Regions from separate parts of the Homo sapiens genome. Here region 2 is linked to region 1. Evidence: chromatin loops called from intact Hi-C (ENCODE). Cell type or tissue: K562. All regions are shown on one strand. Links, peaks and the distances in the headings refer to the core of each region. The heading gives the core; the rest is flanking DNA.

The links. A loop is a pair of places that touch in the nucleus more often than their neighbours do. Peaks named below come from ENCODE experiments on the same cell type or tissue, not always from the same donor. Only the 100,000 strongest peaks of a DNase experiment are listed, where the experiment ranks them.
Region 2: it touches region 1 in a loop (6-fold over the local background); 2 of 110 quality-filtered maps call a loop at or near these places.

Annotation. Positions count from the first base shown.
Region 1 is chr3:170,773,382-170,784,014 of GRCh38, forward strand. The region is part of intron 2 of LOC105374211 (a long non-coding RNA gene); the gene reads left to right. Among named protein-coding and RNA genes, the nearest start is that of RPL22L1, 91 kb to the right of the region's middle. In K562, for the core only: a CTCF peak has its summit at 7,188; DNase peaks (open chromatin) are centred at 3,990 and 5,500.
Region 2 is chr3:170,721,586-170,732,218 of GRCh38, forward strand. It overlaps SLC7A14-AS1 (SLC7A14 antisense RNA 1), which reads left to right. Exons shown (of 6, transcript NR_135556.1): 4 at 3,975-4,034; 5 at 7,771-8,110. The region is part of intron 1 of LOC124906302 (a long non-coding RNA gene); the gene reads right to left. Among named protein-coding and RNA genes, the nearest start is that of SLC7A14, 140 kb to the left of the region's middle. RefSeq lists a silencer at 8,615-8,909. In K562, for the core only: a CTCF peak has its summit at 3,904; DNase peaks (open chromatin) are centred at 4,056, 5,206, 5,706, 8,776 and 1 weaker place; H3K4me3 peaks cover 214 bases.

The sequences.
Region 1 (10,633 bases), core at 1,593-9,592:
TAGACTCCTTCCACTGGCAAATTAGAAAATGGTTTACCTTTTGTCTTTCTTTTCTCTTCCTTCATTTTCCTTATTTATTTTCACATATTCTCTCCCCCGTTTCTTCCTTCCTTTCTCCCTGGTCCAAATCTTTGTTTACTGAATCAGCCTCTCCAACTACTTTGCTCTGGGATACGAGCATTAAAGACGATAAACCTCAAATGCTTTTGTGGCAGGACAAGTTTCCCTTTTCTGGTGACTACTGAGGATAAGAATTGGGAGGAAGGCTTTAAGGTTGAGAGAGAAACAGACATTCATTGACCACAATAAGATTTGTAGCTGTTCTAGTAGGAAATGTGTTTGTAGGGATTCTCTCCTAGGTCAGGATCTGAAGAAGCATGTCCCCACTTCCTAGTCCCTGTGGAGCAGAAGATGGCTGATGTGCTATACTAAGTGGAAAGCTGGTCATGAAATGACCTAAAAGGGCTTGGGGACTGTGTGTATGTGTGTGTGCGTGTGCATGTGTGTGTGTGTGCGTGTGTGTGTGTGTGTATGTAGTGGGGGAAAGAGGTTGGAGCAAGGAAGATAGTGCAGGTGAAACGAGCTCTGCTGACTGAGGGCTTAGCCACAGGGGGCCCCTAAGAGTCTAGGGTTAAGTTCCTGTGTCTGTGGATGGATCTGAGAACAAGATAGATGGAATAAAAAAGCCATCTCTGAACCTCCACAACCCTCCCCTACTTTACACCATGCCCCATACCAATTCCTTGTTGACTTAGTATTATATAAGTAAGAATATATCCCTTGAGCCCAAAGAATTGAATTCAGAATTTTAGAATTCTGAGTATTCGCTTGACTCACCCCACTATAATCTTTCTTGTGACTTATAGTACCACCCTTTCATTCATTGTTAAGGAAGATAATGTATGGGTTGCACCCTTTAAAAATGCTTTAGTTTACATAAGCAAGTCAACCCAGAAACTGGTACCCTTGTTTTCCCAGAATAAAGAATGATGAGAGCTTTTTGTTATTTTTCTACTCTCAGCTTTTTTCTATCTTTCTTCACCTGCAAAGTTTTTCATTTAAATCCACTTATAACTCCCTTAGCATTTGTTAGTTAAATATGCAACATCATTGTCCCTCCTTAATGCCAGCCTAAAACATAATTCTATTCATTTGAAAGAATGGCATGATGCTGAGTTTAAGGGCATCAACTGAGTTTTATTCTACATCTTTACAACCTAATTGCCTAGTCCTATTTCACCTCTCAGCCTCTTAGCCATCAGCTCACACACACACACAAATCACTGTAGAATTTTTTGGTATTCATTCAAGGCATTGAGCGATACCATGGATTATTATTAGGGACACCTGTGGTGGTACATTCATCTAGGGTCTTTCCTGCAGTGTATAAACTGATTAACACAGAGAATTATCAGGTCAAGCCTTGGGAAATCCTTTGTTAACCCTGGATACAGGGCATCCCTGTATTGCCAGATGAGATATAATTATTACATGTTGAATGTCAGGATGTTCCACCTAACTCTGGCATATTTGGATTGCTCAAAATTTCCCTTATTTGCTCTATTTCAGTACAAGACCTATCCCTTAGCTGAAATAATCCTTATCTACATGAGCATTGATTATTACCTTTCAGTCTTATCTTTTTTTTTTTTTTTTTTAAGACAAAGTCTCGCCCTGTCACCCAGGCTGGAGTGCACTGGCATGATCTCAACTCACTGCAACCTCCACCTCCCGGGTTCAAGCAATTCTCCGGGTTCAGCCTCCTGAGTAGCTGGGACTACAAGCATGAGCCACCACGCCTGGCTAATTTTTGTATATTTACTAGGGACAGGGTTTCACCATGTTGGCCAGGCTGGTCTTGAACTCCTGACCTCAGGTGATCTGCCTGCCTCAGCTTCCCAAAATGCTGGGATTACAGGCGTGAGCCACTGCGCCATGCCCAGTCTTATCTCTACTAAGTTAAATTACCACTGTTCTGGCCATCTTATTTTCTAACTATTTATGCACCTTGAATACCTCCTTCCTGGGCCCTCCACATTGAATTCAGTTTGCTGTGATGCATAGCCTACCTTATTATTATGTGCCCTAGATAACAGGATGCAGGTCAATTGATCACATAGTCAACTGATCACAGGATGCAGGCCAATTGATCACATAGTCAATAGTACCATGTGCCAAGAACCTCAGAGGCAAGTAGACATGTAGTTGGTCAATTTATTGTGCCTAACCCAAACCTCTGATTGCCAAAGTGGTTCGAAAGAATGCTTTTGTATTGGTGTGAGAGGATGTGACTGCTCCCATAGTGGGAACAGCCTCTTCCCTGGGATACATGTAAGAACTGCAGGATGGCTTTCTCTTTCAAATTGCACATCCGTTTACTACTACACATCTGCCATGGCAGACCCCACTACATCCATACCCATTGGGAATTGCTTTGTATAATGACTGATGTTATAGACAGGAATTTGTTACATATATAAAGCATCTAGGGTTCGACAAGAGGTTGGAAGTCTTGGGCTTAAGATATGGGCCCAGAATACAGATTAAGGAAACAGGTTGGTTTCACTCTCACTCCCAAGGAGTTCCAGTGGATTCCACTGAACTACTCTTTCTTGAGGCTCCACCAAATGAATTAAAGCCCATCAGGTTCAAACTAGCTAGTTGCCCAGAGGAATCCCCAGATATAAAGTTCATATGAAGATATGAAGTTCAGCTGTGTTCAGAAAAGATCTTTCAAGAACACTCTAGCCCCAGGGTTCATTGCAAATCCAATCTAACCCTCTTAGGTACAACAATAAGATCAGAGATAAGGTGTGCAACTGTTCTGGTCTGCCCAGGACTGAGGGGGTTCCTGGGATGTACGACTTTCAGTACTAAACTTGGGAAATTTCTGGACAAATCAGGATGAATTAATCTCCCTATCCAAGACTGTAATTATGTAAACGGTAAGCTTTGGTGCTGCCCTTCCATTCTCAGTGCTATAACAGCAACAGAGAGACGCATACTTGCCTATAGATATGGAGAGCCATGGTACTCATGTGTAAACCATATATATTCTGATGCATATTTCATTAAAAAAAAACTTAAGATATCTTCTGCAAATACTTGGAACTCAATCAGTGACATTCCAAAATTAGCTTTAAGTGATAAAATTTTATGTAATTATGACAACCATCTCTAAAATAAGTGATTAAGTGCTTCAATTACAAAAAGGAATGGTCTGAAAACAAATCTCTCAGGAATTATAAATATCCTCTATGATATTGGCCAAATTACAAGCTCATGATTCTTGTTTTTAGATTTTTTGCCAACAAAGGTTGCTTAGCAACAGTCAGCCATCTCTTTTCTCTCATCAGTTTTCTCTTTTTTCCTCTCCCACCTTTGCTATTGCATACTAAAGAGAAGGAAAGCCACTGCTCTGTGATGACCTCCTCTTCTCAGTTTATAAACATAAAAATGAGAGTTTCTAAGTGTAACAATTCCTAATGTTTGTACCAAGGTTTGTACAGTCTGAAGGATGTGTTCCTGAAAGAAGCGGCATCTGACAGTGCCTTAACTCATTAAAACCCATATAAGAGTAAGAGGGGTTAATGAGCCAACCACCATGGAAGGGCCATTGCTTAGTCTGGTAGCTTTGTGCACCAGAATCTTGATCTAGTTAACAGCTGGTGAAGAGGGATGGAAACTAACACTGTTGAGGACCGACTTTGTTCCATCCTTGAATTAGGTGCTAATTTAATTGGGCTCCTTGTATTGTACCTGGCTTAGCTCAAGGAGGTGTTGGGGTTTTTTGCGGGGAGGGGCCAGTAAGAAAGGAGTTAGGAAGGAGACAGAGATCATGATTCCAGGAACAGGGGCCACAGCAGGACCTGGCCTCATGGGGCCTGGAACCATATCCTGGTCATTTCCGGGGGCCTTGGCTGTGATACTGAACCTATTTATCCTCTAGTGCTCTGCCTTCACTTAACTCCACTGCTCTCTGTCGGCCCTTCTCCATGTGTAGCTTATTGAGTCTCCTTTTGCTACTTCTCCCTGCCCTGTATCTTTACCCTAATCACACATCTCAGCTTATTCAAGACTCAGAGCTACTGCCCCCACATAACTGGCTTGCTCAGGAACCCTTGTTTACCTCAGGGACTCTTCTCTGTGTTTCTCTCAGTGTTACCTCTTCCTGCAAACTTTCTGGATGATGCTAGACTTTTCAAGTTAAATGCCCAAGAGTTACTTGTTCATTCTAGATAATGTCATAGGCCAACTATAAATTAGTAATATATAGATCAGCTGCCCAACCCTGGCCTAATCAACTGGTACCATGTAAGGGAGATATTGTGGGCTAAAATGTGTCCTCCCCCCAGCCAAAAAAATCATACATTGAAATCCTAATCCCCAATACCACAGAATGTGGCCTTATTTGGAAATAGGGGCATTGCAGGTATAAATAATTAAGATGAGCCCATACTAGAGTAGTGTGGGCACCAAGTCCAATATGATTGGTGTTCTTATAAGAAGAAGAAACTAGGACACTGGCAGGCACAAAAAGAGAAAGCTATGTAAAGACACACAGCGAGGACAGCCCTCTACAAGCCAAGGAGACAGGCCTGGAACAGCTCCTTTCCTCACAGCCCTCAAAAGGAAGCAACCCTGTAAATGCCTTGATTTCCGACTTCTATCCTCCAGAACAGTAAACAATGAATTTCCGTTGTCTAAGCCACCCAGTTTGTATTACTTTATTATGGAAACCCTAGAAAACTAGTACAGATTTTGGTGTCAGGAATTGGGGAGCTGCTGTAATAAATGTCTAAAATGCTAGAAATGGCTTTGAAATTGGGTAGTGGATAGAGGTTGGAAGAGTTGTGTGGTGCGTGAAAGAAAAGGCATGGATTTCCTTGAAAAGACTTTTTTAGAAATATAGACATTAAAGGAGATTCTGGTGAGGGCTCAGAAAGGAAAGAGGAGAGCTTTGGAGAAAGCTACTATTGTCTTAGAAAATACATTTTTCACATGAACAGAATGTTGCTGGAAATATGAACATTAAAGGTGCTTGGTGAAGTCTCAGACAGAAATGACGAAATGTTGAAAACTGGAGGACTGGTGATCCTTGTTATAAAGTGGCTGATAACTTGGTTGAATTGTGCTGTGTTAGAAAGTAGAACTTGTAAGCAATGAACTTGGATATTTAGCTGAGGAAATTTCTAACAAAAGTTTCGAAGGTACTACCTGGTTTCTCCTTATTGCTTTTAACACAACATGAGAAGAAAGAAATAAATTGAAGAATAAACTGCTAAGTAAAAAGAAACCAGCACTTGATGCTTTGGCTGAGTCTCAGCCTCACCAGATAGTGTTCTCTGGAAAGAGGGCAAAGGGTGTGTCTAGAGAAGCCTTTGCTAAAGAGATTAGGCTTTTAACTCATGGATCCCATTAGCCATCTCAGCAGAAGCCACGAATAGAGATATAGTTATCTAAAAGTCTGGAAGACCTCTTGTCTGATAGCTTGGATTTCCATGAATTGCACAGAAGGCCAGTGAGGTTTCTGAGAATTTTATACCAGTACAAATACTGCCAGCCTGGACTGAAAAGGACAGTGATGAAATGAAATGAAGGAAGAACAACTTCCATGGATGCAGAGGGCTGATGGGGCGGCCCCTGCCCCCATAGGCTCAGAGGACACAGGCCCAGGGACTGGGGTCATTTCCTCTCTGGTACCAGAGAGTGGGTCACCACCCAGGGCCAAAACTAATAGGGGAGGTCACGTTGTTTTATATGTGGCACACTAGTCCCTGTGAACAGAAAATATGGGCAGGAAGTTTCCCTTAGGGTGGTAGGTTACAGAAACTTTACATATATTACATAATTTAATCTTGGGCAAAGTAGCCTTGGGCATCAGTCTTATTCTTCTTATTTTACCAACTTGGAGACTACACAATTTGCTTGAGGTCTCATGTCTGGCAGGTGAAAGAGTCAAATTTTATACCAAGATCTGATGTCAAGGTCTTTTCAGTTCACCAGAGAGGGTAATGAAGCAGAGACTTTGTAATGGCAACAAAGAGGGTAAAATTGACTAAACTCACTCAATAGAATGAAAACTAAATATACTTGACTATTACATTACTTAACCATGTGTGGATGTGTATAGAAGTTTGATACATAAAGGTAAAAGATCAAGTATGCAATAATAGCCCTTCCAGAATGGGTGTGTTTATATCCATGTATCTATATATCTATGTCTGTGTCCATATCCATACCCATGCCCATACACATACCTATTAGGTGTATGTACATTAAAAAATAATAAACAGCATAGAGTCTGATAATAACTTTCAACCCTTCAATCCTTAACTAGGAATTGTTGAAACCCTTAGCTGAGGATGCCAAGGGAATGTCTCTTTTTCCTTTACTGTAAATTTATAGATTATTTCCCTTTCAGAAGGTATTTACCACCTTCACCATCTGCATTTGAAATGGCTTCTTTCTTATAGCAGATATTTCAATACCATTTTAGAGAATTCACAAATCTCTTGGCGGCAATGATTTTTAAAGTTCATACTTTAAGTCTTCATTGCATGCTACAATTTAAGAAGATTTATTTTTTAATACACTCTGCAAAATGCCAGCCGAAGTTGCTTACTACTTGAAAGTGTCTTGTCTCTATTTAAATGGCAGAGCATTTCTCTGCACTGTCTTTTTGAGCTTTTAATTTTGATATGTTCTGGGTTGCTGTAGGTGGTGGTAGGGAGAGTTTTATAAACTTACGGCTTTTGAGCTAAGAGACAAATTCCAGGCTAATCTGCACCTTTAAAATGTCTCTCCAGCATAATAGTGCCTGGATTTTATGACATTTCCTGTTTCACCCCATTGAATATCCCTCCTGCATCCAGAAACACAGGATTTCACAGCTTATACATTTCACCATCATTATTATATAGTTTTCATTAAGATAAAAATAGCTAAAATAAAATTCCAAAAAAGTCAAGATCCAACCTCAAATACAGAAAGTTGGTCTCTGCCACTATTGCAGTCTTGCCTTTGTTGTCTTGCTTTGTTCTGTCTCATTAATAGATGTTAACTAGTTCTCTTTTGTTTTTGTCTATCTTCCAGTGCTAGGCTACAGGGAGACTTACAGATTTTAAAAAATCAACCTAAGTGTATAGTGAAGTGGCAGTTACAGTTTTTGGGTGACCAAAGGTTCACAGAGAAGTCCTTTGGAGGCCCTCTCATTTTACTGGTGGTGATCTGACAATTTCCTAGGCAAGTGACATAAGGGCCTACTGTGTTCACTTGTATATCCCCAGCGACCAGTGAAGCATTTGACACACAGTAGGTGCCAAATGAAGAGAAGAAAAATTGAAACAAGTGACAAATTTCAGAAAGCTGTCAAATATCACAAGCATAGGCTATAAACTCAAGAATTCTAATAAATTCAATTTCATGGAGTTTCTATCATAAGAAAAAAGCATATGGCACTTTTATAATTGTACATATTGTATTATCAAATATATTCCTGATAGAAGAGAGCTTCTGGTTTGACCACATGTTAATGAAAATAGATTCTTTTACTTATAACTTTATGCATCTGATACTTGGAAAAAGTAAATATGCTCTGATTTATTCAGAGGTGAGCATGTTACCCAAAGATTGAGGACAGGGTGGTGCTGGGGCAGGGGGCATCCAAGTCTTTTTTGGGGATTAGCATATGGAAGGTGGGAGAGTCCATTTTTCCTTCTGCTAAGGTTGCTAAGCTGGAATGATATGATGAGCCAGCAATGTGAGGGCAAACAAGTCCACACAGGGGTAAACAACTAAGAAGGGAAAGAGAAAGATTACAACACCATTTAAGCCCTTGAACTGAGCCATGGTTAAATGAAGCTGCCTCTCTGCCTTCTCCTGTTCTGTGAGTCAACAAACTTTCCCTTTTTTCTGTCATTTGAAGCCAATTTCAGTCATTTGAAGCCAAAAGTCCTAACAACTATACAAAATGATAGCTATTTGCATTGTCTTACTACTCTAAGTCTTAGATAACTTCACATTGCTGAGAAAAAAATAATTTAGGCTCATATGGATACGGATAGCTCATATGGATAGCTTCTTTATTGGATGTCTGGAACTTGAATATCCGCTATACCTCTGTTATCTCCTTTCTTTGCTTATTTTAATCAGAGGGCACTGTACTCACAGTAATAAGATAGTAATGGCTTACACTTGCACAGTAATTTAAAGTTTCAAAGTAATTTTACATGTATTGTCTTATCCTCACAGAATACAAGTGCTTTCATCAAAGTTTTTCAAATGAAGAAGCGAAGGTTCAGAGAGATTAAATGAATTCCCTAAGGCTATATAGCTTGCATGGGGCAGAGCTAGGATTAAAGTTTATGCCTGGTGCTTCCTAATCCAGTATCCTTTCTGTGACATACCATACCTCTCTGAACACACCTGCAGACCCAGGACCTTCCATGCCCACTAGAAGGTATTATTCAGGCCAGAAGACACACACTTTTGGGCCAGATACACTCCTGGCCAATGGCCACATCTTCTTTTGTCTTCTTTGCCTAACTTTCTGGGTTATCCATCTCTACAATTCTACTGCTATCTTCTCTTACTCCCTTGCCTAGACTCCAAACTCCCAAAACTTTTCTCATAGCCTAACTTCTAAGGACCACAACTCAATAGTGTTTGCCTCAACAGCTCGATGTCAAACCCCTATTAAATGTTTAACCACCAGGATTTTCAGACATGATTTCCACTCCCTTATTTCTGAACACTCCCTTGTCTACCATATAACATGAGTTCTTGAATCTGATATGACTTCAGTCCTTGTCATTATTGTGCTCATACTCTGCTTCTATTCTTTTCTTAGCTATTCTGCTCTGTATTGTTTATTTCTAGAGTAGAGAGAAAGAATGGCCAGACAGCCACAATTATGCCTGTTCACACTGTTGTGTGTCCTGAACAGACCAATAACGAGTTCCAAAATTGAATTTGTAATAAATAGGCTGCCAACCTAAAAAACCCCAGGACCAAACAGGTCCACAGCCAAACTCTACCAGATGTATAAAAAATGCTGGTACCATTCTTACTGAAACTGTTCCCAAAAATTGAGGAGGAAGGACTCCTCCTCAACTCATTCTATGAGTGCAGCATCATCCTGACACCAAAACGTGGCAGAGACACACACACAGAAAAACTTCAGGCCAATATCCTTGATGAACTTAGATGCAAAAATCCTCAACAAAATACTAGCAAACCAAATCCAGGGGGATATCAAAAAACTCATCCTCCATGGTCAAGTAGGCTTTATCCCTGGGATCAAGGTTGGTTTAACATACACAAGTCAATAAATGTGATTCATCACATAAACAGAACTGAAGACAAAAACCATACGATTATCTCAATAGGGGCTTTCAATAAAATTCAGCATACCTTTATGTTAAAAACCCTCAACAAACTAGGCAATGAAGGAACATACTTCGAAATAATAAGAGCCACATATGACAAACTCACAGCCGACATCATACTAAATGGGTAAAAGTTGGAAGCAACACCATTGAAAACTGGCACAGGACAAGGATGCCCTCTCTCACCACTGCTATTCAACATAGTATTTGAAGTCCTGGACAAAGAAATCAGGCAAGAGAAAGAAATAAAAGGCATCTAAATAGGAAGAGAGGAAGTCAAACTATCCCTGTTTTCAGACAACATGATTCTATATCTAGAAAATCCCACAGTCTCAGCCCAAAAGCTCCTTGATCTGATAAATAACTTCAGCAAAGTTTCAGGATGCAAAATCAATGTATAAAAATCAGTAGCATTTCTATATAGCAACAACATCCAAGCTGAGAACCAAATCAAGAATGCAATCCCATTTACAATAGCCACCAAAAGAATAAAATACCTAGGAATACAACTAACCAGGAAGGTGAAAGTTTACTATAATGAGAATTACAAAACACTGTTCAAGGAAATCAGAAGCAACACAAACAAATGGAAAAATATTCCATGCTCATGGATAGAAAGAATGAATATTTTGGACATACTGCCCAAAGCAATTTACAGATTCAGTGCTATTCCTATCAAATTCCTAATAACAGTCTTCAAAGAACTAGAAAAAAACTATTTTAAAATTCACATAGAACCAAAAAAGAGCCCAAATAGCCAAGACAATCCTAAATAAAAACAACGGAGCTGGAAGCATCACGTTACCCAACTTCAAACTATACTACAAGGCTACAGTAACCAAAACAACATGGTACTGGTACAAAAACAAACACATAGACCAATGAAACAGAATACAGAACCCAGAAATAATGACACACACTTACAAGCATGTACTCCTTGTTATGTGTATGTTTGGGATGGAATATCTATCTGAGCTTGGGGAACCTATTTTGAAGATTTTGAGATGAGGCTTTTTAGGGATGGAATATCAAGAAATGGCATAAAGTTTCAGAGATACTGTTCAATGGCAAAGAAAGACTCTAGAAAATTCCTAAATCGCAGTCTGAATACAGCAGCCTTTCTCTTTACAGCATTAGAGAATCAGGAGAAGCCCAGCATGGACTGGCAGAGGTGCCCAAAGTGGCTGCTTTGTGGGGGAACATATCACTGTCATCAGTCAAGGGATCCTCCCAATGCTATTTTC
Region 2 (10,633 bases), core at 1,484-9,483, 52 kb before region 1:
AAGATGATTTTCCTGGAGTGCTTATATTCTGTGAGTTACACTGGTGCTAACCATGTCTCCAGGCCACTTTGAGAATTTCTCAGACACAGGTATTACATAATACCAAATATCTGGCCACATTTGCTTGGAGCAGAGCCTGGAGCAGCACCTGAACCAAAAGTCAGTCATGTCTATGCTGGTGCTGACCTGGTGCTAGAGCTCAGCCCAACAGAAATGCTCTACTGGTTGGCAACTGTTCCCAAATGCAGGGAAGCAGAGCCTAAGAAACAAAGTAGCAGAGGAATAAGAAAAGCAGGAAGAAAAAGCAGAAGAGATGGAGGAAACCTGAAAAACCCTAATTCACTCAAATCTAGCCTGTAGATGGATTTAGTCTGATGCCTTCCTCAATTTCCCATTATTCGTGAGATGTTTACAAGAATATAAAGATACCTTTTAGCTGGTTATCTATAATTCTCATTTCTTGTCAACTGATTCAATGATCTTTTTTCTTAAAGCTTCTTTATAAGGTCTATAGAGATTGAGTTTACAAGTAATTATAATGCCTAGGACAAGTTCATAAAATAAATACTCAGAACACTCCCATATCTGCAATTCACAACAAGCACAAAGACACTGTACAGATCACAATTCATTTTCCAGCAAATTGTCTTAGGCAGCAACTCTCTTGCATATGAATTTTGAGAAATGTTAATTTTCCTTAATGCATGGCATATTTACTATAATTAAAAGCATGTAGATTTTGTTCTCAGTTAAGTTTCCAAAAGCACAATCTGTATTATGTTGCTATACATTTAACATATGCAATATATTTATAATTAAGCCTATGTATAATTTTTATTTATAACTCTGCATGTTTAATATAATTATATATGATGTATATGCATCTGAATATAAGGGAGAAGGGAGCTACCCCCACTGAATGATGTCAGCATCAGGCACTGAGCTAGGTATTTTATATTGATTATTTAATTCTTCATCAATGTTGTGGAAAATAGGTGTACCTTTTACAATAACTTTGGTTGCTTCCTTAATTCCTGGAAAATTGTTTTCCAGATCTTTTAGAAGCCATTTCTAAGGTACAGAAGGTTTGTTGTCAGATCCTTAAAGTTGGTAGCATTCAATGTAGCTGTCTTCCACTAGCCAGGAGGTATGTAAACTGAGGCCAGTGGAGATGTCTTTGAGTTATTATAAGAATTTGCTTGGCGGGGCGCGGTGGCTCACACCTGTAATCCCAGCACTTTGGGAGGCAGGTGGATCACGAGGTCAGGAGATCGAGACCATCGTGACTAACATAGAGAAACCCCGCCTCTACTAAAAATACAAAAAAATTAGCCGGGCGTGGTGGCGGGTTCCTGTAGTCCCAGCTACTCGGCGGGGCTGAGGCAGGGGAATGGCGTGAACCTGGGAGGCAGAGCTTGCAGTGAGCCGAAATCATGCCACTGCACTCCAGCCTGGGCGACAGAGGGAGACTCTGTCTCAAACAAACAAACAAAAAACACAAAAAAAGAACTTGCTTAATTTTGAGCAAGACTTGTAAATCATCAATTCCCGCCACCACTCAATTACCTATTATCCTTGTAATTGGATGCTTTCAAGTGTGTGTTTGTTAAGGCTTTAAACTGGCCTGCTTTTTCTAACCAATTTAAATGTTTTTAAAATAGGAACACAAGATAATAGAAGATGTCCAAATGCTTTGTTCATTGAAAATTCTTTAAACTTTCAAGTGTTTTCCTTACTACTTTTTCAAATTTCATGGCCTAATCGTGCATTCATTCCTTTGGAAGTTTGCCTCTCTCATCAATCATTTGAAACACTAGCCTTTATAGCTGGTTAGCTATTAACTTGCTAAAAGTAATAATCATTTACATTTAAAAAGCACAATGTTTTATAGTTTGCAAACTACTTTTACATGCTTTGCATGATTTAATTCTTTCTTCATTCCTGTGAGGTAGAAAGAGCAAGTACCTAATCCCCATTTTACAAATAGTAAATAAGAAAATTAAGCCTTATTCATTTTTGAAATAAAGAAAATGGTGAAGACTTGAAGGTTTTTCTAGTTTGATTCCCACACCCCCTCTTCTTAGCATTATCCTTGAACATTGACCTGTAATGTCCTTATTAACTGCTTAGTATATTGTGCTAAGTATTATTGGGGTAGGAGGCGGTGAGGAAAATATTGAAGCATACATAAAAGTGTAATACATATTCCTTGCCTTTAGGAAACTTTAGTCAGGTTGGGAATATGTAATCACAGAGAAAAATAGCTATTAATTCAAAGCAGACTTTGATATGGTACATGAAGACTTAGAGCAATAAATAAGGCCTGTGAACATACAGAGGAATGGAGAGATATCAGTCAGAGTCCTGGCAGGAAGCAGATGGCAGATTCAAATTGGGTAATTTGAGGAGAGCTTAATTGTTTAAAAAGTTATTTACAAAGGTGGGTGTTGAGTGGTAGAAAACCAGAGAGAGAGTTCAGTATTTGGGGAGTGAGGGAGACAGTCGATGCTGCTCAGCTTCCTGGGTAGCGGGGAGGAGAGGATGGAGAGCAGACCTGGAGGGATAAACAGAACATACTAGCCCTGGAAGAATCACCATATGCTGAAATGTTGGGGGAAGGCCATGAGGTGGTAAGAATGGACCTTAGCTTTGAAAGAGTAAAAGTAGAAAATATAGGTGTAGAAGAGAGACGAGGGCACTGCATTCAAAGTGAACACAGGACATGAGGGTTCGGATTGGGAAATATGCTCATTCTGGGCTGTCAAAGGGCAGAAAGGGGGACATAAAATTACAAAATAACTAGGGACCAAATTGCAGAGGAGTTGAACACCAAGCTAAGGAGTTTATACCTGATCCTGAGAACAGCAGCCAGCAAACATTTTAAAATAAGTAATGAAGCTGGTATCTTAGGAAAATTAGTCTATATTAATACAAGAACTGGTTTGGAGGAAAGAAGTGAAAGTGGCAGAATGTTCAGCTTAGACACAATATCCCAGCATGAGGTAAAGAAGGGCAGTGAGAAGAAAAAGGGGAAGAAACATACATGAGACATCATGAAGGAAGACTCAGTCCTCTTGAATGCTAGGCTGAGCAACTCATGCTGGCATGTGCTTCCCTCCCAAATGGTAATCCTGATTGAAATGCACCCTAAATAAACTAGGACAAATACTCCTTAGGTTAGACACTCATGGACACAGGGCTGGCTGGAGTGTGAAAACAGCTTGGCCTGGACCCAGAAGATGTGGTTTGAATCACTACTTTGCCACATACAAGCTGGATGTTCTTAAGCAGATTGCCTGGTCCCTCAGCCTCCACTTACATCCTCAAAATGAGACACTAATACTTACCACATAGGATGGTTATGAGAACTCAGTCAGCAAGATTTGTGGACTGCGAGGGACCACATGGGGGTGGGGGTGGTAGCTAACATTATGTCTGACACCTCTGGACACCTTGTCTCTCTGGCCAGGTCAAGTGGAAAGGAAGCAGGCTCTTGCCAAGACATTAACTAAAGCCCCTATTTCTCTTCCTTGCCAAAGCTGCTGTGTGATCAGGTTTGATTGATTACTATAAGCCTCAGCCTTCCAATTATTCCTCCCCTGCAAGTTATGGCTGTATGTTTTATTTGACAAGATAGTATTTATTTATTTTAAAAACCTTGGTTTATTTTCATTCTCCCAGCCCATGACCCCAAAAGATTTTTTTCTGTTGTTTCCCTGAGCTTGCCACTAATGAGCTGAAGATAATTCCCCCCAACCTCCACCCCTTCCAAGTGCTTAGTACTTTTTGGCCTGAGTATTTAGCAACATGTTGAAATACAGATTAAAGCAATGAGCCCATTTAAATAAACCGGTTGTGAAATTTGGTTGTTTTTACGTTTTGAGGTTTCTATGCAGAGCCCTCTATGGATGCCCTAATGAAAGTACCACTTTGATTTTCAGGCAATTTTACATATAATGTTTTCTTCTCTTTAGAGAGTGTCTGCAGATCTGATAATAACTGTAAAATAACATGGCCACACTGAGATACAGAGGGTAAGTAGCTGATTGGCTAGTCTTACTCACCAGCTAAGGCTTAAAGCCATGAAGTCCAAGTTCATGCTTTCACAAGTTACAAATGACCTCCTGCCATGGAACTCTGTGGTTGGCTTTGAATAATTGAAATCATTACTTTAATATCTGTAAGGCCAGGAATCCCCTTTAGTTGATCCCGAAAGCTTGGCAATAATTTGGGTGACGGGGTGATGCAGAAAATAGTAGTTTGTAGTAGAAAATTTGAGTCTCATTGTCCCAATTTTTAAAATTCCTCAATGTTTATAAGTTGATGTTAAACTTTTCATTCAATATCAACTTATAAAAATGAACAAAGCCCAGGCCAGGCGCGGTGGCTCACGCCTGTAATCCCAGCACTTTGGGAGGCTGAGGTGGGCTGATCACGAGGTCAGGAGATCGAGATCATCCTGGTTAACACAGTGAAACCCTGTCTCTATTAAAAATAAATAAATACATACAAAAAAATTAGCCGGGTGTAGTGGTGGGTGGCTGTAGTCCCAGCTACTTGGGAGGCTGAGGCAGGAGAATGGCATGAACCCAGGAGGCGGAGCTTGAAGTGAGCCAAGATTGCACCAGGGCACTCCAGCCTGGGCAACAGAGGGAGACTCTGTCTCAAAAATTAACAAAGCCCTTGTGAAACCCATTGCACTGTGCTAGATGCTTGAGGAGAAAGGTACAGACTTTTAAGATATGGTTCTTCTCCTCTAAGTACTTACTGGGGACATAAGACCCAGGTAATGATGATTAATGATCTTATCCTCTGCTTCGCCTCAGTCACTTACCCGATAATTATACCCCAGACTTGGTCATTTCATGCATCCACTCTTAGACCTACTGATCTCTTCTTTCCATGCCATTCCTCGATACTCCAACTCCAAAAATTCTTCATCCTCACTAGGACCTATGCTCCATCCATTCACCATCCCTCACTCCCATAAAATCTTCAGTTCCCTCTAGACTCAGCTTACATTCTATGGTCCATTATTAAAAACTGCTCACTCATTCACCCTCCAGTACCTTTTCCTTCCTTTCATTCATCACGTCTGCTTGGTAAAACCCTGGTTAAATCCAGTTTCCCTCCTCTTCTACACCCTGCACCCCCACAGCTGATTGTGGCTGGAGAAAATCCCCACAACCACACTGACAAATCTCATTTTAAACTCATGACTAATAACCACAGTGGGCCCATACAGCTGCTGGCAAGGTTTCGTCATTGTCCTGATCAGTCCATTCAATCCTCTACTTTCCTATAACCACTGTACCTTTTCTTGTCTCTCTTCAAATCTCCAGCACCTCCTCCAACTTTTTACCTTTTCCTAATTCACTGGCTTGTGGTGGTGGTGGAGGAGGGTGTGGGTAGGGTTGGTGGAGATAGAAGCTCTCAAAAGAGACCTTCCCTATTCTCCCAACTCCCACTTCTCCCAACTGACTGTCTGTCCATCTATGTCCTGCCTTCTTTCCTGATGTTGTGGATGATCTGTTTGGGTTTCTATCTGAAGCCAAATTTTACACTGTGCACTTGATCCCATCCTTTTTTCCTATCCACAAACTTATTTCCAGCAATTATCTGTTCTCTTTCCTGCTCAAGAATATTTCTTTTTCTATTGAGTCACTGCCAGCAGCATAGAAACATGCTGAATCACCACCCGTCTCACAGAGAAAACCTTCCTTGACCCAACTTTCCCTGTAGTTACTGCTCCCTTTACGGCAAATCTCCTTGAACAAGACTTTTAAGCCCACTACTTCCAATTCCTCTCCTTATAATCTTTCACTCTCAAAATTGCTCCCTGAAAACTGCTTTTATCAATATCTCCAGTGACCTCCACATGATCAAATCCAATAGCCAATTCTCAGTCTTTATCTTATTGAATTTATTGGCAGCATTTTACACCATTGCTTACTTCCTTCTTCAAATGCTTTCTTTGCTTGGCTTCTGAGGCATCACCCTCATTTCTCCTCACTGGTTGCTCCATCTCAGTATCTTTTCCTTGTCCTCCTTATCTTCCCAAGCCCTGCCCACTGGAGTGCCCCAGGAATCACTCTTTCACTGATTTCTCCAGGATCATAGCTTTAAATTTTATTTACTTATTTCATCCCCGAATTCATATTTCAAGCCTAGATTTCGCCCCTTGAAGACCAGACTCATGTCCGGCTGCCTACTCAGTCTCCACTTGGCTATCTAACAGACATCTCAAAGTCAACAGATGCCAAAATGAACACAAGATTCTCCCCCTACTCAAAAACTCCTCCTACTCCTATCTTCTGAATCTTCTCAGTTGTTCAGACAAAAATCCTTGGAGTCATCCTTGACTCCTTTCTTTCTTGTCGCACCACATCAGATAATTTTTTTGAAATTCCTTCTTCAAAATATAACCAAACTCTGACCACTTTCCAACACCTCCATTACTACTATCTCTTCTAAGCTGCCATTATCTCTCACTTCTTATTGCAAAAATCCCTTAACTTTGTTTTTCCTTCTCTCCTTATTCCTCTGAAGTCTATTTTCAACCCAGCAGATGGAGTGAACCTTTTTTTTTTTTTTTTAAAAATCTAAGTAAAATAATGTGACTTTTTTCCTCAAAACCCTCCCATGGCTTCCTGACTCTCTCAGTTTAAAAATCAAAATCCTCTTCATCACCTGCTGGATCCTACCTTTCTGTCTTCATCTCCCACCACTCCCTCTCTGGCTCACTCTGCTCAGCCACACTGGTGTCCTTCCTAGAACATGTCAGGCTTGCCTCAGGGCCTTTGCATGGGTTAGATCCTTTACCCTGAGATTTTATCACACAGGTTCCCCATGGCTCACTCCTTCTACTCCAGTGTCCCCTCAGTGAGGCCTTTCTTGACCCTCTGCCTTGACACGAAATCCTATCTCTCCCACCCTGGCGCTCCCTTTTCTTCTTGCCCTATTTTATTTTTCTTCATCGTACTTAATCATTATTTGATTTGCTACATCTTGTTATTTGTTTATTCCCCTCTCTCCTCACTATACCGTAAGCTTGGTGAGAAAGGATATTGTGTTCACGGCTGTATTTCCAGAACCTTGAATAGTGCCTGGTACAGAGTAGGTACTCAGGAAATATTTGGTGAATGAATGAATTAATGAGTGAATGAATTCAAAATAATGAACACCTATGGCCATTACTGCTGTTTCAGAGAAGGTAGAGTATCACAGACTGGAGTCAGAGAAGGCTTTGATGAGCTGGTAAGTCCAGGCACTATAGGATGAATGGGCTTTTGAACAGGGTTAGGAAAAAGCATTCATGTGAGGGAGGATGTTAAAAAGCTGAAGAAAAAGAACTCCAACAACATTTATTGAGCACTTACTACATGTCAAATACTTTACATTCATTATCTCATATTATCCTCATAATGACTATAATAGAGAGGTATTATTATTTCCATGTGAGAAATGAGGAAACTATGTTTTAGAGATTTTTTTAAAAGCAGCTTTCCCATAAAACCTTTAGTTAGTAAGTTGTAAGCCATTCTTGTAATTGAGTTTTAGCTGACTCCAGGCCCATTTTCTTTCTCTTTTTATATCTTATCATCATTATCATCACCATTCCTAATACTATTTAAGTCTCTGTACTCTCCACCTGGCATGCTCCCTCCCATACTACCTGAATGGTGACCTTTGGTAGTGCTCAACTCAGTGATACATAAATAATATAAATAATAACAAAATGTATTCTCAATTTTTTCTCATCAACCCCAGGAAGGTTAAGCCTCCTTGAACTTACTTAAATTGGTGGCAGCACGAGCTTTCAGCATCATGGCCAGCATGACCAAGCCATTTCCCTGGTGTTCCCCTCAGCATGAAACATCTGTCTACTTATTTCTTTGCTGAGCCTGAATGGAATATTCCATCTCTGAAAAATAAACTTTGTGTTTAAATTGAAATCTTTATTCCTATCTGGCAAATTGGCTATATATCCTCAACAATTGGAAGGAAGTGATGTATCTGCTGCCATCAGCTACAAAGCACTGGACGCCCACTGTGCTATTTATTAGATTTACATGAATTCCAGGTGAATCTGATCCAGTGGCTACAAAAAGTGAGTATAAATTAATTGTTATTCTATTCCTCCAGAATGCCTGATATGGAAAAAGCAATTGAATCTGAGCACAGTTGGAAATTTAAAATGAAGTTTTGTTCGGCACTGAAATTCATGAGACTGCCAGAAAGGAGAGAAGGAAAAAATTTTTTTTTCTTCTCTCTTTTTTTTTTTTTTTACAAAATCCATTGCTTTTGATAATAAAGTAAAAAACATTTATTAGTCAACTTTGCTGGGGGCAACAAACAACCCTAAAATTTCGGTTACTTACAACAAAGGTTTACTTTTTATCACGTTACATGTTAGTTATAGGTCATTGTGGGGTCAACTGTGGGGCTGCTCCATGGATAACATTCATTCCAGAACTCAGCTGGAGGAGCAGCTCCTCTATGGAATAAGCCATTCTGGTGGCAAAGGGAAAAAAGCTAGAGAGCTGTTGTCAACAGGGAGTGGCCTGAAGGCATCTGTTCACAGGTCACATGAGTGAGTCCCATGTCAGTGGGGCAGAAATGTGTACTCCTCTCATGGTGGGCACTAACAGTCCAATGGCAATGACTGGAGATGTGTAATTCTCTCACAGGAAGGAAAAGTGAAGCACTGGGAAGCATAATAAAAATCTACAGCACACTCCTTATCTTAGCGTAAAACACAGCTGGCCTCGTCTCCCACCATTCCTTATCTTGTCTGTGCTCTGGCCACATTGAATGGTCTCCTTTCTCCCTAAACACATGATGCCACACTTTCATGTCTGTTTCCTATGCTGGAAATGAAATTCCCTTCATTTTCTGCCAAACAGAGTGGCTCTCTGCCTGCAAGGTCCAGTTCACATTCTGCCTACTTTATAAAGCCTTTCCCAACTCTCCAGTTGAAATTAAGCACTCCTCCTTTGGAGCAAATGGGGCAGACTGGCTGTACATCCAGCTCTAATTCAATCTTACTTGGTCAGTCTGGTAACTTCCTTGGTAAGTTCTTTATTGGTAAGTCTGGATAAAAAGCTACTGAAGGTTGGGAGGCCAAGGCGGGTGGATCACTTGAGGTCAGGAGTTCAAAACCAGCCTGGTGAACATGGTGAAACCCCATATCACTAAAAATACAAAACAATTAGCCGGGTGGTGACTGTGGCAGGGGCCCATAATCCCAGCTACTCTGGAGGCTGAGACAGGAGAATTGCTTAAACCCAGGAGCTGGAGGTTGCAGCAAGCTGAAATTGCACCACTGCATTCCAGCCTGGGCGACAGAACAAGTCTCCATCTTAAAAAAAAAAAAAAAAAGCTATGAAGGGCAGAGACTAGGGATTCCTTTTCCTGGGGCCCCTCTCCAGCCTCTTTGGGGTCAGAGTCTTGACCATAATACATGTTTAATAAACTCAATCGAATTACTAAAAATGTACATATTCACCATCAAGCTTACCCTTAGTGTGAAATTATAAGTCTTTTCTATAGCAGGCATATGCAGCAAACCATGTGGAGAAATCTGTTAGCACTCTTCTTCAGTCACAACAGTCGTGAAGATTATCCTCTTGGTTCTGCAATATAGACCCTACCCATTGTGTGTGTGTGTCTGTGTGTGAGATTCCTACCTTCCCACCAATAAAAGCATTTTGGATACCATGTTTTCACAGGAACACTGCTTCCCTTGCCAATGATAGCTGCTTTAAGAAGTGCTGTTTCTTTTCCTTCATTTTCCCTGCAGCATCATCTCTCATTTGGCATTCTGTGTGAAGCTCTTGTTTATGGCCACACAGTAGGAGGGGAGCAGAGAGGGTAGGCCACAGGAGCAGAGCTGTGATGCAGTGGAAAGACAGGGAACCTTACAGTCAGCAAATCTGGCTTAGATTTTTGTCTCTGCTCCTTACCAGCTTTGTGGTCTTTAGTGAGCCACTTGATTCTACTATCCCTTTAATTGTATTTGTTTAAACAAGAAAAAGAGACAAAAAAAGATAAGAACAGATACAAGAATGTTGTATGATATTGAATAGAGTCTAGCACGTTGCAGGAGCTCAATATCATCATGACATGCCTTATACTTAAAAGAGCAGTGCTGGGAAATTTCTTGCTCCATAATAAATCATTGATGCACTTAGTATCATTACTTAAATGATCTTGATGTGTTGCCAGTATGGAATGGGCCACTTGATTCCCAATCTGCTTCCTCAGTTTCATCCCATCCGGTTACCCCTGGGCCTTAATAAATCTATAAGTCAAATGGATGCTTTCAAACTTAATAATCTCCATCCTGTCTCAGATGGGATAAGAGAAAGATCAAGGATCATGGTAGTGAAAACTAAGGTTAATAACCCTACCTTTTTAGCTCCTAGGAATGCCAGACTTCACTGAGAAGTTGGGAAGGAAATTATAGGCTCATGATCCTCTGGGTCAGTCCCCTTCAATTGGTGTCAAAAAATGAGAGGTCATAGATCAGAGAATCAAGCTATCACTTTCAAGAATGCTCTTTTCTTTTTCCTACTCAATGAATATATTGGATTTTATCAAAGAAGTCTGAAAGGTCCTTTGAATAGACATC